Regions from separate parts of the Homo sapiens genome. Here region 2 is linked to region 1. The links are chromatin loops, found by intact Hi-C in ENCODE. Cell type or tissue: gastrocnemius medialis. All regions are shown on one strand.

Region 1 (8,000 bases):
GTCTGGGTTCTGTATGTAACTGGGCCTCTCTCCTGCAGAGATCCTCTCAGACTCCGAGGAGGACCGGGTATCTTCTAATACCAACAGCTATGACTACGGTGAGTCCGTGCCCTGTGCCCAGCCAGGGTGGCGGTAACAGGGAAAGGCTGGGGGTGGAAAGATGGGGCCCTCCAAGACCTGGGCTCCAGGAATGAGGCTCCAAATCGGCCCCACCTCTCACTGCAGCTCAGGTGAGCCAAGGGCCAGGGTTGTCTGCCCTCTGCCGAGTACTGGGCTTTGTCTCCTCCTTTAGGGCTGGGAGGACTGGTGGGATGGAGCGGGGAAGGTTTCCTGGAGAGCAAGTCAGCCGCAGGCACACCTCACCACCCGACCCCTGCACACAGGTGATGAGTACCGGCCGCTGTTCTTCTACCAGGAGACCACGGCTCAGATCCTGGTCCGGGCCCTCAATCCCCTGGATTACATGAAGTGGAGAAGGAAATCAGCATACTGGAAAGCCCTCAAGGTGTTCAAGGTAGGAGGGTCCTGGAGCCAGGCTCACAGCCTTCTGACAGCAGCAAGACAGTGGCCACGCTACCCTCTCCAGCTCTACGAGGGGGAGGGCCTGGGGTCCACTGAGACCCTCTCAGAATACATGACTTGTGATTTGATGGGGAAACTGAGGCGTGGAGCTTGGCTGATGGCTTGACCTGGGGCTCTGCCCTCTAGTGGCCCCTAAAGACATCCATATCCTAACCCCTGGAACCTGGGAGTATGTTACCTTTATGGTAGAAGGGCCTTTGCAGATGTGATTAAAGATCTTTTTTTTTTTTTTGAGACAGAGTTTCGCTCTATTGCCCAGGCTGGAGTGTGCAGTGGCGCGGTCTCGGCTCACTGCAAGCTCCACCTCCCGGGTTCACGCCATTCTCCTGCCTCAGCCTCCTGAGTAGCTGGGACTATAGGCGCCCGCCACCACGCCTGGCTAATTTTTTGTATTTTTAGTAGAGACGGGGTTTCACCGTGTTAGCCAGGATGGTCTCAATCTCCTGACCTCGTGATCCGCCCGCCTCGGCCTCCTAAAGTGCTGGGATTACAGGCGTGAGCCACCGCATCCAGCCATCATTAAAGATCTGAGATGAGCCTGGCTTATCCAGTGGGCCCAGTGTCATCACAGGGGTTGGCACAAGGAAAGAGGGAGGCAGGAGGGTCAGAGTCAGAGACTGAGAAGTGGCGACAGGAGCACAGGGTGGAATGATGTGGGGCCTGGAAGGCAGGTGGCTCCTGGAAGCTGGAAGGACCCTCAGTCTCCCCTAGAGCTTCCAGAAGGAACAACCCTGCTGACAACTTGACTTCAGGACTTCTGCCCTCCAGAACTGTCCAAGAATACATCTGTGCTATTGACAGTCACTGTTTGTGGTCATTTGTCCCAGTAGCCAGAGGCAACCAGGCACTTAGCCTGGAACCCGCACACAGTCAGTGCTTCAGCAATGAACGGCCGAGCTCTTGAGTCACTGAAGTCCATCTGTGGCCGGCTGGGATTCAGACTTCCCTGCCGACACCCTCCCACTTTTGCCCCCTTGACAGCTGCCTGTGGAGTTCCTGCTGCTCCTCACAGTCCCCGTCGTGGACCCGGACAAGGATGACCAGAACTGGAAACGGCCCCTCAACTGTCTGCATCTGGTTATCAGCCCCCTGGTTGTGGTCCTGACCCTGCAGTCGGGGACCTGTGAGTATCCCCTACCCCGGGCCAACCCACCTTCCTACTCCTTCCCACGTTCTGGAGTTTTCTTCCACCCAGGCTGGAGTACAGTGGCACGATCTCAGCTCACTGCAACCTCCCTCCACCTCTCGGGTTCAAGCAATCATCCCATCTAAGCCCCCTGGGCAGCTGGGATTACAGGCGTGCACTACCACGCCCAGCTAATTTTTGTATTTTTCACAGAGACGGGGTTTCACCATGTTGGCCAGGCTGGTCTTAAATTCCTGACCTCAAGTGATCCGCCCATCTTGGCCTTCCAAAGTGCTGGGATTACAGGCGTGAGCCACCGTGCACAGCCAGTGGAGTTTTCTTCTCAACCACGTGAGGGAGGTTTGGGCTAGAGGCAGAAACCTGGATATACAGCAGGCGCTTACTATGCGCTTGTGCCATAAGGGACACCAGCCTGGAAGTTCACCCAGGGGACCTCCTGCAGTCAGTTGATCCAATCTTGCTGGCCCCAGATGGAGGCTGCAAAACAGGTGACCCCAGGGCCAAATCCAGCCCTCTAGCTTGTTTGCCTGCATTTAAAAATTGGGGGATTTTATCTTAAAATCTGGATTTTGGCTTCTCAAGATCTGGGCCACATTCCTGAAGGCAAAACTGGCTGGAGCAGAGAAGGGGCACCCCCTATGGGGTGCCTGTGGCCTAAATCATCACAGTCCCCTCCATTGCCTGTTGGGTGCCCCTTCCCTCGTTTATGTGACCTGGCTGGTCCCCACTGGCATTTGAATTTTCCCCATCTGCCCCAGAATGTCCTTTTCTTTCTTGTCCTGCTCTGGCTGAGGAAACGCCCAGGCTTGTCCAACGTCTTCTAACTTCTGCTACCCAGATTTCTTCCTGTTGTCTAACTTTAGTATCTCATGCTGTCTGTTTCCTATCATCTAGGCTCCTCCCCCTCAGCCCAGGGGCTTCGCCTGGAGGTGGGGGTAGGACTCTGGTGCAGATGCATGGCTGGGCATGGTGTTGTGTGCTGTAACAGTGTCGGGATGAAACTCCATCGGGATGAAACAGCCTCCTTGCCACATTCCCTGTGAATTTCTCCCCCGGTTTGTGGGAGGATGCAGACATGGAGGGAAGGAGATAGGAGGAGAGATGATTGATAGAGAGTGACTCAGAGCTGAAAAGGGCCACCCACTAGGGCCGTCTGGTTCATCACAGCCCTCCATTCTCCATCCATTCTCTACGGAGCGGGGAAGCCTTGCCTTTCAGGCCAGGGCAAATCCAGGGACTTGCTTTCACAAGCGTTGTGGCATCTTTATTTATTTATTTATTTATTTTTATTTTATTTTATTTTGAGACGTAGTCTGACTGTCACCCAGACCCGAGTACAGTGGCATGATCTCAGCTCACTGCAACCTCTGCCTCCAGGGCTCAAGTGATTCTCCTGCCTCAGCCTCCCGAGTAGCTGGGATTACAGGCACCTGCCACCATGCTTGGCTAATTTTTGTATTTGTTGTGGCTTCTTAAAAGAGTGATTCCCACACATCAGTCATTCACAGACCATCTTCTCAATTTTGCTCTTACTCTATACTATTACATTTGATATTTTTCTTTGTTTTTCTTGAGACAGACTCTCACTCTGTCACCCACGCTGGAGTGCAGTGGCACGATCTCGGCTCACTGCAACCTCCACCTCTAGGGTAAGCAATTCTCCTGCCTCAGCCTTCTGAGTAGTTGGGACTACAGGCACCCGCCACCATGCCCGGCCAATTTTTATATTTTTAGTAGAGGCGGGGTTTCACTATGTCGGCCAGGCTGGTCTCAAACTCTTGACCTCAGGTGATCCACCCACCTCGGCTCCCCCAGAGTGCTGAGATTATAAGCATGAGCCACTGCGCCTGGCCACATTTGATATTTTTCTTAAATCAGCTCGTTGTATTGTCCAGGCTGGTCCTGAACTTCTGGGCTCCATTGAGTAGCTGGGACTACAGGCATGCACTACTGTACCCAGCTTCAGACTTTTTTTTTTTTTTTAAGGCAAATTTGTTGAAAAGGAAACCGTGTCACCTGCATCAATAGGAAACTGTAGTAGAATTGCATCATTTCCAATAAATTTAAGGTAACTGCAAAAATAAACACAATAAAAGTAAACCACCGACCAGCGATGGTGGCTCACGCCTGTAATCCCAGCACTTTGGGACGCTGAGGCAGTAGGATCACTTGAGGTCAGGAGTTCGAGATCAGCCTGGCCAACACAATGAAACCTCGTCTCTATTAAAAATACAAAAACTAGCCAGGTATGGTGATGGGTGTCTGTAATCCCAGGTACTTGGGAGGGTAAGACAGGAGAATCACTTGAACCCAGGAGGCAGAGGCTGCAGTGAGCCGAGATTGCACCCCTGCACTCCAGCCTGGGCGACAGAGTGAGACTCTGTCTCAAAATAGAAAAGAAAAAAAAAAGTAAACCACCTTACTCGGTCCTCCTAAGTCAAGCCCATGAGCTGGAAGCCTGTACTAGGGAGAAGAGCAGGTATTTGAGATGTTCAAGTCCTATTAGCACCAAATGGAAACTTTCTCCTTGATACAATGATAGAACTGAAGAAGGAATCCCTTTCCTGAGTCACGGTTCTGCAGCATGTAGTATCTTCACCACATGGCGTTAACACCACCTAGTGGTAGCAGGTCCACCCTGGGGAAAGACTGGTTCTGGCTAAAGCACTCTTGACCCCCGTCTGGGCTGAGCACTGTCTAGAGAAAACCCCTGGACTGGCTCCCAGCCTGAAGGGGTGCTGTGACTCAAGGTGAGCCTCCCGAGCAGCAGCCTCCAGCCTCCCCCATCTCTAGGCGTCCCCCAAGAGCCATCTTTATAAAGTGCTGCTTTTCATATGTTGTGGTCACTCCCCCACTCAAAGACCTCCATGGCTCCCCAGTACTTCTTGGGAAAAGTCCATGGCTGTCATTGCTCAGTGGTGTGATCTTGGCCCACTGTACTCGCTGCCTCCCAGGTTCAAATGATTCTCCTGCCTCAGTCTCCCAAGTAGCTGGGATTACAGGTGCGTGCCACCACACCTGGCTAATTTTTGTATTTTTAGTACTGATGAGGTTTCACCATGTTGGCCAGGCTGGTCTTGAACTCCTGACCTCAGGCGATCCTCCTGCCTCAGCCTCCCAAAGTGCTGGGATTATAGGTGTGAGCCACCGCACCCAGCCAAGGCCTCTGAGACTCTGAGCCAACTGCCTCCTACAGCCTTTTCTGTGCTATTCCTGATCTGCTTGATTCCATCTTACCCAACTCCCCTCTTCCCACAGAGCCCTTGCACCCCTCTCTGCTTAACACTCAGCTCAGATCCTCAGTGTCTTCACGCCCCAGCCACCTCCTAAAATTTCTCTAGCACAGGAGTGGCAAATACATGGAAAGGACTTCCAGCCCAGGTGTCTGGATCCAAAGCTGGCACTGTAGGTAAAAACCCCATGCTGGCAAAATTATCTCAGGAGCTGGGCACAGTGGCACACACCTACAGTCCCAACTACTCAGGAAGCTGAGGTGGGAGGATGGCTTGAGCCCAGGAGTTTGAGGCTGCAGTGAGCTGTGATTGTGTCAGTGCACTCCAGCCTGGTTGATACATCGAGACCCTGTCTAAAAAAAAAAAAAAAAAAAAAAAAATCCCCCTTGACAATCACTCATAACATATTGTGTACACAATTTTGTGTATTCAGCCCACTCACATAATTTTTTTTTTTGAGACAAGATCTCACTCTGTTGCCCAGGCTGGAGTACAGTGATGCAATTTAGGTTCACTGCAACCGCCACCTCCCGGGACTCAAGTGATCCTCCCACTTCAGCCTCCCAAGTAGCTGGGACGACAGGTGCCCACCACCACGCCCAGCTAATTTGTTTTTGTTTTTTTTTTTGAGATGGAGTCTTGCTCTGTCACCTAAGCTGGAGTGCAGTGGTGCGATCTCAGCTCACTGCAACCTCCACCTCCTGAGTTCAAGTGATTCTCCTGCCTTAGCCTCCTGAGTAGCTGGGACTACAGGTGTGTGCCACCACCCCCGGCTAATTTTTATATTTTTAGTAGAGACGGGGTTTCGCCCCTTGGCCAGGTTTGTCCCGAACTCCAGACCTCAGGTGATCCACCCGCCTCAGCTTCCCCAAGTGCTGGGATTACAGGTGTGAGCCACCGTGCCCGGCCTAATTTTTGTATTTTTTGTAGAGATGGGGTTGCACCATGTTGCCCAGGCTGGTTTCGAACTCCTGGGCTCAAGCGATCTGCACGCTGTGGCCTCCCAAAGTGCCGGCATTATAGGCATGAGTCACCACACCCGGCCTCCTCACATAATTCTTAAGCCCCCTGTCATTTGGGAGCCATGAGCTAGACTAAAAAAAGAACAAAAGAAGGGTCTTGATGCAGGTATATGAACATTTGAACTATTCATCGTCTTTAAGACCAGTACCAACTCCTAGTGGTGAAAAGGGTGATGTGTGGAGAATTCTAGAGTGTTCTCACCTTAGGGTGTCTCCCTTTGGTGTTTAATATGAAGCCTCTGGAACCTTCATATTTGTTAATGGAGAGTGGACTTATTTGGGTACCTCTCAGTGAAGAGGCTGGGTTTGACTGTCAGGTTCATCTCATGGAGCGATGCCATCTACTGGTAATGCCTGGCTGGAGGGAGCTGCCTGGAAATGCAGTTGGATGGAAGTATTGTGCTTGATTAGTGATGTCTGCCATGAAGGTGGAAGAGGGTGGTGGTGTTAGTGGTTATAGCCATTCCTATCCTAGTTCCACAGCAACAGGCTGGAGAGAGTCTTTTTTGTGTGTCTCTCTTTTTCTTTCAAATGTGACTAACTTGAGGGCAGGGGCTGCATTTTAAATTTTTCTGCCCCCATGAAGTGTCTAGGACAGGGCTGGGCAGATAGGAAGTGTCTACCTGACATCCAAATAGTCCATTGTAAGTGGGTGTTGAGGTGCTGGGAAGGTATCAGCTCCCTTTCTCTCCCTTTGCAGATGGTGTCTATGAGATAGGCGGCCTCGTTCCCGTCTGGGTCGTGGTGGTGATCGCAGGCACAGCCTTGGCTTCAGTGACCTTTTTTGCCACATCTGACAGCCAGCCCCCCAGGCTTCACTGGGTAAGAAGCCCGGGTTCTCCGAGATGGGGGGGGAGGGATGCTGATGTCTCCCACACAGATGTCCTGTCTGCATCTCTGAGGCACTTTGACCAGTTTGATCAGGAGTCACACAAAGACAGGTAACCGAACTTTAAAGCTGCTTTTGAGAGTGTTTGTATCTATACAGGGTTTTTTTCTTTTTTTTTTTGGTAATAGCTTAATTTTGTTGAGATGTAATTCACATACCATACAATTTACCCATTTAAAGTATACAATTTAATGTTTTTTATTATAGTTACAGAGTTGTGGAATCATCACAATCAATTTTAGAGAATTTCATCACCCCAAAAAGAGACCTCATGCCCATAAGTCACTCCCCATTTCCCCACCCCCCACATAGCCCCTGGCAACCACGACTCTACTCCGCGTCTCTATGGGTTTGCCTATCATGGACATTTTATATAAATAGAATCCTACAATATGTGATTTCCTTTTTTTTGAGACAGGGTCTCCCTCTGCTGTCCAGGCTAGAGTGCAGTGGTACAGTCATAGCTCACTGCAGCCTCGACCTCCTGGGCTGAAGCCATCCTCCCACCTCAGCCCCCCAAGTAGATGGGACTACAGGCGCAAGCCACCACGCCCAGCTAATTTTTGTATGTTTTTTGTAAAGATGAGGTCTCACTATGTTGCCCAGACTACTCTCAAACTCCTGGCCTCAAGCAATCCTCCTGCCTCGGCTTCCCAAAGTGCCAGGATTCCAGGCATGAGGCACTGTGCCCAGCCTTGGGTTTCTAAAGACACTCCAGGGATAGAATGGGATGGCCTTTGTGGGTGTCTTTTTCCATTTTCCCTAGTCTAGGCACTCTAAAGAATATTTAGGGGTTTGTCCAGAGACTTTTTCCTTAAAAGTTTACTTAAATTAGCTGGGCGTGGTGGCGGGCACCTGTAATCTCAGCTACTCGGGAGGCTGAGGCTGGAGAATTGCTTGAACCCAGGAGGCAGAGGTTGCAGTGAGATGAGATCGCATCATGGCACTTCAGCCTGGGTGACAGAGACTCCGTTTCAAAAAAAAAAAAAAGTTTACTTAATATTTTCATTTTGGCTGGGCGTGGTGGCTCACGCCTGTAATCCCAACACTTTGAGAGGCCGAGACGGGTGGATCACCTGAGGTCAGGAGTTTGAGACCAGTCTGGCCAACATGTCGAAACCCTGTCT
Region 2 (8,000 bases), 600 kb before region 1:
CACACATGGCTATTTAGCTCTTGAGATATGGCAAGTGCAACTGTTTTAGCTATCTATTGCTGCATCACAAAGTATCCCAGAACTTAAAGGCTGAAAAGAAAACATTATCTCATAGTTTCATGGGTCAGGAATTCAGGAGCAGCTTAGCTGGGAATTCTGGCTCAGGGTCTCTCATGAGGTTACAGTCAGGATGTCGGCTAGGGCAGCAGTCATCTGAAGGCTCAGCTGGGGCTGGTAGATCTGTCATTAAGATGATACACTCACATGGCTGCTGGCAGGGGTCCTCAGTTCCTCACCTTGGGGATCTCTTTCTGGGACCGCTTGAGTGTCCCCATGGCATGGCAGCGGGTCTCTCCAGAGTGAGTGATCCAAGAATGGGGAAGAAGGAGGCCACAATGTCTTCTACAACCTAGTCTTAGAATTCACACACCATCCCTCTGCTGTATGCTGCTTGTCACCCAGACCTGCCCTGATACAGCATGGGAAGGGATTACCCAGGGCATGAACACCAAGAGCCAGGAATCACTGGGCACCATCTTGGAGCCTGATACCCCAGCAACCGAGGAAGTGAATTTGTAGTTTTGCTGCTTCTATTTTTTTGAGACGGAGTCTCACCCTGTCACCCAGGCTGGACTGCAGTGGTGTGATCTTAGCTCACTGCAACCTCCGCCTCCTGGGTTCAAGCAATTCTCGTGCCTCAGCCTCCCAAGTAACTGGGATTACAGGCGCCTGCCACCACACCTGGCTAATTTTTGTATTTTCAGTAGAGACAGGGTTTCACTATGTTGGCCAGGCTGGTCTTGAACTCCTGACCTCAGGTGATCCACCTAAGCCTCCCAAAGTGTTGGGATTACAGGTGTGAGCCACCATGCCCAGCCTAGTTTTGCTTCATTTTAATTTAGATTCAACTAGCCACATGTGGCTGGTGGCTGCCATATGAGACAGCATAGCCCCAGAATGACAAGACAAAAAAAAGAAAAGAAACATGATTAAATGTATAATGTACTAGCACAGGGATCAGTGCCAGGAAGAGAAATGAAGCTGGGGGCTGTGGGTGAGGGGGCTGCCATTTTAATGGAGACAGGGAAGGCCTGTGAGGAGGTGACGTGGAGCAGGCCTGAAGGAGGTAAGTCCTAACATGGTCATTATCATAACAGCTGCTGTTTATTGAATGTTTACCACATTCTGGGTCCAGTGCTGAGTCTGCTTATTAAATCTTCAAACAATCAAATTAGGTGGGCCTATCATTACACCCATTCTACAGTGGAAGAAATGGAGGCCCAGAGCGGCCATGTTACTTGCCCAAGATCGCAGAGATCCTAAGTGTCGGATTTGGCATTCACACCCAGCTTGTTAACTCCCAGCCTTGCTCACTTCCCTACCCTGTTTTGGTGGAGTGGGAGGTTTCCCTGGGAGAGCAGGGAGACAGGCCAGGTAGCACTGCATTGGGGATGGCCTTGAACCTGGGCTGAGAGTGTCCTTGCTCGCCACCTGGTCCATCTGCATGGTTAGGCCCCCGCATGTTCCTCCTCGGGTTATTGATGAAGTGTCACAAGACCTTTGGAAACCAACTGGGGTCTTTCTTTGCAACTGGAGAGAAAGACACAATGGAGATTGGGTTTGGTGAGAAACCAGCCCCACCCTTAGCGGGGCTCCTTAAGTCCCTGGTGGCCCCGGAGTCTCTCAAATGAAGGTCAGCAGCCACCCAAGCACGGATGTGTCCCCCTGACGTCTGCAGCTGTTTTGGGTCCTATCACCTGGTGGGAGACGGCCTTCCTCTCCTTTCACGTTGGTCCCGCACCCCACGCACACTCCTTGAATCCATCACCTGAATATTCTGATGGAGGCGTAGTGGAGTCAATGTTGGGCAGGAGCTGCTGAAGCTCCGAATAACTTGGACCCTCTCCCCCCACCACTCCAGGCCAGCCGTGACATTGGCTCGGAAGAAACAAGTTCCCAGAAAGCAGACCACCTCCAAGATCCTGGTGCGGAACATCCCCTTCCAGGCCCACAGCCGGGAGATCCGAGAGCTCTTCAGGTGAGAACTTCAGGTTTAGTCCAGGGGACTGGCGTGTGGGCGGGGAGCCTGCCCGAGTCTCAGGGAAGATGGCCTTTGGGTCCTGGATGGTTCCGTTGCAGGCCGGCACAGTGGTCTTTCAAAGGTCATCTTTTGGCTGCTTTTGATTTATCTCCCTTAATCTCAGATGTGGCTCCCCAGAGCACTGTGCAGGAAAAAAGTCAAAACAGCCAGGCTTCCCCCTCTCCGAGGCAGATGGAGAAAGGGCAGGCAGGCTTCCCTGTCCCCATCCACAACGTGCAAGAGGGGCAGGGGCCCCAGTGGCTAAAACCCAGCCCTACCCATGATCTGCTTGAAATTTCCTCCATCCAGGCTACCCCTTTGGTTTAAGGTGCTGGTTTTCCACCTTAGCCACACATTCCAGCCACCTGGCAATGGCTAAAATACACCTTTCCCGAGGCTGCACCCCCAGAGAGTTGGATTCCATTTTTCAACAGTGGGGTCTAGACATCGGTGTTTTGCTAAAAGCTCCCCAGGGGATCCTAATGTCCAGCCGGGGTTGGGGACCAGTGGCCTAAATGACTCTATGGAAATGAAGGCGAATTACCTGCACACATAAAGCAGTCCGTCAGCACCTGCTTGCACAGGGGTGGAAAATGCAGCTGTCGCAGGGACCCAGCCGGTAACGGCAGCAGGCTGGGTGGGGACTGAGCAGCAGGCGGGCCTCTCTCTGGTCATCCAGCTGGGATGCCATGCAGGAACTCAGGCTTCGTAAGACCAGTTCCCATGTTTTGAAAGAGAAACCAGCCATGTGGATTCTTAAGGAGAATTCATCAGCAACTAATTCACTTTTTAAAAACAAAACAAGTCTGGCCTGCCCCAGGGCCCCTAGTTGGTGATCCCTACGCTGCCATGTTACAGTGTTTGGCTTTTCAGATTAGGTAGGCACCACCCAGCACCAAGCCATGAATGAAAGAAACGTCCTCATATCAGGGCCTAAGGGGAATGCTTGAAGCCAAGGCCCCCCCACCCAAGGCATGGGCAGGGTAATAGAGAGACCATCTAGCTCTCAGAATGCAAAGGCAGATGAAGTCAGCTTCACCTAAACACATTGTTGAGGCTTCGGTGGGATCCAGGACTGCTCGGGGGACCTGCAGCACCATGGCCTGCGCGTGGGTGAACATTTAGGATTCTAGACACTAGGTCTCGTTCGTTCATTCTACACTTGCACAAGGGTCCAAGAGTGAAGCCTCTGTTAGAGTTGCCAGTTAGCATCTTGCAAGGTAATCTGTGGTTACAAAATCAGCCTTGTGTTTTGGAGATGAGAAACAATTATCTTTGTGTGGCATCTACCTTCTTTGCTCTCACTCTGTAGTTTGAAGAATAAGAAGTCATGTGGGGAACTTCAGATATCTTTGTCCTCCTTTTCCCCTCTGTTTGTTCTAAATCATACACTAGTATTCAGTTCATAAACAGATGTGGTGTGTGGTGAGCTGGGATCTGAGGCAGAGACCAATCCTGCCAGTATCTGGGAAGCAGGATCTTAGCTATGATCTCCGGGTATCCTGCACAGCAGGAATAGCCTGGCGAGATGGGGTCATGACCTGGGGGGAGGTTTCCCATTTCCCTAAACCTCGACTGATCAGTCGTCCCTCCAGGAAGGTACATATCCTTAGCCTCTCGGTATGTCTGCTTGTTTAAACATGCTCTGCTTTTTAAAAGGAGTCCAACTTAAGAACTGCCAGATTAAAACGGGCTTGCTAAGAAGAGCGCATGTTGATCGGGAAATAATATCCCGCTGAAATGACAGTTTCACTTGGTTCTGCAGTATATTTAGGATGACACTTATCCGGGGAAACAAAAGACCACAAGGGAAGAGAGAGCACTTTGTGTGATCTCATGTATTATATTTATTTTTAGAAGACAGGGAATTAGTGTCCACTGAACATAATTACATGTGGTGACTCTTCTCCTTGCCATTGTTCTGATGAGAGTTTTCTTAAAACCCTGGAAACGTAAGACCTTCTTGGAGGGCCGTACCTGCTATTGTTGTTCACTCCGGCTGGGGATGTAAGGCAGTTCCTCGTTGCAGACAGCAGGGGTCGCTGTGAGCCTTCTCAGGGACTTCAAGATTGTCCAGGGAAGCCCCAGACAGGATTTCAGACAAAGCCACTGGCCGGTAAAGGTCATTAGCCAGGGGGAGGTTTCAGGGTTTCGGGGAACCAAGCTGGTCCATTTGGGCAGGCAGGTTCTATGGGTTTCTCCTACCAGGTGTAGTAAAAATCACAACTCCCTTTTATTACACGCTTGCTGTGTGCGGGGCTCTGAGCTTGAATGCCTTCCCGTGCAGAATCACCTCTTTTAAGCCGCACAGCAGCCCTGCGAGGGATGGATGCTGTCATTCCTTTTGCACCCAGACAGAAACTGGAGATGGAAACTAGGGAGATGGAGTGTCCTGCCTGGGACCATGCCGCTGAATGGGGATTTGGATCTAAGTCAGCCTAACCCAGAGCCCCGGCTTGGAGCCACTCCTCTCTGCTGCCTGTTTTCTTGGGTCTAGAAGGAACTGTCTTCCTCCAGATCATTCCAGTGGGACCAAATGACAGCGAGTGTGTCATTTATACCAGGCACTGTGCTAGGCACGAGGCATGTAGCCATTTCAGGAGAGACTCAGGTCTCTCTGTGGGGGACCAGAGAGGAAACTGACAGGGACAGCCAGTGGGACAGGTGTGCAGGTGAGAGTGCAGGGCTCCGGAGAGCATTCTCTGGGCAGGGCCTCAAGCTACCCCGCCTGCTGGAGGGGAGAGAAGGCAGCCTCCTAGCCCGAGGCAGCAGTGCCTGGGGCCCTTCCCGGAGGCCACCAGCCTTCCACTCGGGCCTCAGTGCACCACACTCCAGCCCCTTAACTAACCAGCCTTGGGTTAAACCAGACAGGCATCAGGAGGCACTGCATTTCCATGTTTCTGTGGGATCACTGTCTAGGGTGACTCAAGGATTATGCTTTTGGAAACTCAGAGAGAGGCACAGCAGTGGATTTGCAGACAGCGATTCTCGTCTTCTCTGTGGCTCTCTTTTCGGACTTCAGTTTCCCCTGGCATAAACTAGTGGTAGTAACACTAGTGATAACATACACTAATTTGTGATGATGCTGTGGTAATACGTGTGAGTGTTGATTTCTTTCTCATGTCCCCGGCCCCGTGCGCTGCAGTGCCTCATGTTTCTGGGGGCCCATTCATCACCGTGGCCCGGTAAAGTAGTTTCATGTCTCTGTTTCTCAGTGAAGAAACCAGCTCCAGAGCCCAAATTCCACCCACTGGGTCATCAGATGCCTCAGGCCACCACGCTGCTCATCGGCCTCAAGGACTATAAGGATTAAATGAGATTGTACAAATGAGGCACTTAATCCAGCCCCTGGCAGAGTAACAGGTAGTTAATAAATGTTGACTGTGGTGTTCAACAGCACCAAACCAGTGGAGCCAGGATTTGAACCCAGGGTTTGAATCTGAGTTTATAGACAGAACCCAGGTCCACAACGGCAGTGCTGAAGCCTTGAAGGTCCTGGGCAGCGTTTTCCTGGTTTTTTTGTTTGTTTGTTTTGTTTTTGTTTTTTCTTCTGTAAAGGAAGGCTGTAATCCTGTAATCCTCTATTTCTGCCCCATTCGTCTGTGTTCTGGGGTAGAGAGTCAGGAAGGACCTTGAGGGACAGGCTGAGCCAGCTCCCCTTTATCCCCCAAAAGGAAATGTGGAAGACACACAAATAGGGGTGTCCCAGACTGTGCAAGTATGCATGTACACACAAACTTCTCACCCCACCACTCAAACAAGGACGGAAATGGCCAGTGGTCAGCTCACCCGGCAGGTGCCCAGAGTCTTAGGTTAGTATGGATCTAAAAGAAGGAAGGAAGGAAGTGGAGACTGGGCTTCCCACCCCCCCCACCGCCACCCCATCTGGGTTTGCTCTGGAGTAGGTATGTTGCACATGTGTGTTTTGCCATGTTGTTTATTTTCCTCTTTCCCTGTCTCCACCAGGAAGTGCCCAGGGCAGAGAGGCAGTTCAGGGCCTGGATCGGGCCTGAGTGTATACATGCAAATGAAGCTTACACTTGGGGCTCTCCTGCTGATACACAGCAGCTGTATGCAGAGCTCAAGCGTTTGGTGGAGAGGGTCTTATTTCCACCCCCATTTCAAAAGCTGGAAGTGGTGTTAAAAACAGAGCTGGCTAATACAGGCATCGGGGAGGCATGGGACATGGGGTGAACCACGTGCCACGCAGTCTTTGTATCAGTTCGTCCACACAGCAGCCCAACATGGTAAGACTGTTGTTAAACCTGCCTTCTATATGAAGAAACTAGGGTACAGACAGTAACGGTGCTATTCCTAGATGGACCCTCGGCTTGCCCATTTCTGTCATAGTCCATGGGGCAGCCTTGTTTGAGCCACCTGGGTTCTGGCAGGCAGTACCCCCCATCTTCCAGGAAGGAGGTTCTGCAAACAGGATTGGCCTCACACTTGGTTAAATGCACTGCTGTCACCATCTTGAAATTCTTAGTAATGTGTGAACAAGGGGTCCTGGATTTTTCTTTTGCGCCAGGCCCTGCCAACTATATAGCCAGTTCTGCCTGTGAACCAGTAGAAGAATCGGGAAGTTTGGAGCCTGGGTGTAGTGGCCATTGGCCAGGCTTAGTTTGCTCGCCTGCAGGGTGGGAATGAAGAGTGTGTCTGCCTCCCCTGCCTCCCTGCCCAGGCGGTGAAAGGCTCAGGGAGAGGGTGGGTGGACAGGCTGACTAAAGGAGGGAGGTGTTTATGGGAGCATGTCTGTCACTGTCATGATCATCACTAAGGCCCTCTGTGGAAACTGCTAAGGAGCGCGTTTCAGACCTGCCTCTCTGAGGATGGCGTGGGAATGTCTAGGCAGCTCTGAAGTCCAGGCCAGGTCAAGTCATGGTGAAGAGTCAGTTCTGGTGATAAATCTGTGGATTCAATGCACTTCTCTCCCTTCCTATGCTATGTCATGTTAGCTCTCCGGGCCTCAGTTTTCCTCATCTGTAAAATGGGGATGAAAAGCCCTGCCTGACAGCTGGGTGATAAAAGATGAGTCAAGTATGTGAGACGCCTAGCGTAGTGCCGGGCTCATGAAAAGCTCCCAGCCAGCGTAGCTGTTATTACTGTGTTTCCTTCTGGTGGTCTGCCACGTCAGGAACACTGTTTGGGGTTAGGTTTAGGAAGACAGTCAAGTGGGTCTGGAGGTGAGAAGGAAGGCTTGGGTGGCTCACGCTTAGCCTGTCCATATACACAGTACTCCAGAGTCCCCCGGCTCACTTTCCACCTGTGAGCTTCCGCTGTCTTCTCTGTGGGAAGCTGACATCCACAGGTTCACAGTCAAGACCCGATTTCGCTTTCTTCCTTCACCGCTCCCTCCCTTCCTTTTTACCGACAGGTGGTTCACGTTGCCTTCCAGCCATTGGAGTCAGGTGGACATTTGTGAGAGAGTTACCTTCTTGGTTGGGGCTTTGGGCAATTAGCTTTTCCTTGAGCTTGGCCCCTGAGAGAAAATCGCCCGCATGGCCATCACCAGGGTAGCAAATGCTAAAAGTCTGTTCCCGCACTTTGGGAGGCCAAAGCAGGAGGATCCTTTGAAGCTAGGAGTTCGAGACTATGCTGGACAACATAGCAAGACCCCATCTCTACAACAAATACAAAAATTAGCTGAACTGTGTGGCACTCCTATAGTCCCAGTTACTCAGGAGGCTGAGGCAGGAAAATTGTTTGAGTCTGGGAGTCTGAGTTTGCAGTGAGCTATAATCAGGCCACTGCACCCCAGCCTGTGCAACAGAGTGAGACCTTCTCTCTAAAAAAATAGAATAAAATGAGGCCTTCAGCACACGCCAGCACACTCTTCCACTGACTAACTCCTGACCCCTGTCCAGGGTAGCTCAGCCTGTCCTGCGGTCCTGCAGTCCCGTTACCATTGCACCCCAGCTGC

What was found. Peaks named below come from ENCODE experiments on the same cell type or tissue, not always from the same donor. Only the 100,000 strongest peaks of a DNase experiment are listed, where the experiment ranks them.
Region 2: it touches region 1 in a loop (10-fold over the local background); 25 of 110 quality-filtered maps call a loop at or near these places.

Annotation. Positions count from the first base shown.
Region 1 is chr12:113,309,040-113,317,039 of GRCh38, reverse strand. SLC8B1 (solute carrier family 8 member B1) reads left to right here. Exons shown (of 16, transcript NM_001358345.2): 9 at 39-98; 10 at 384-514; 11 at 1,564-1,705; 12 at 6,685-6,806. Among named protein-coding and RNA genes, the nearest start is that of MIR6762, 22 kb to the right of the region's middle. In gastrocnemius medialis, a CTCF peak has its summit at 4,350 (motif pointing left); no DNase peak of the experiment used is centred here; H3K27ac peaks cover 513 bases.
Region 2 is chr12:113,909,007-113,917,006 of GRCh38, reverse strand. RBM19 (RNA binding motif protein 19) reads left to right here. Exons shown (of 24, transcript NM_016196.4): 21 at 1,922-2,038. Among named protein-coding and RNA genes, the nearest start is that of RBM19, 53 kb to the left of the region's middle. RefSeq lists an enhancer at 6,103-6,603. In gastrocnemius medialis, a CTCF peak has its summit at 4,116 (motif pointing right); a DNase peak (open chromatin) is centred at 4,120.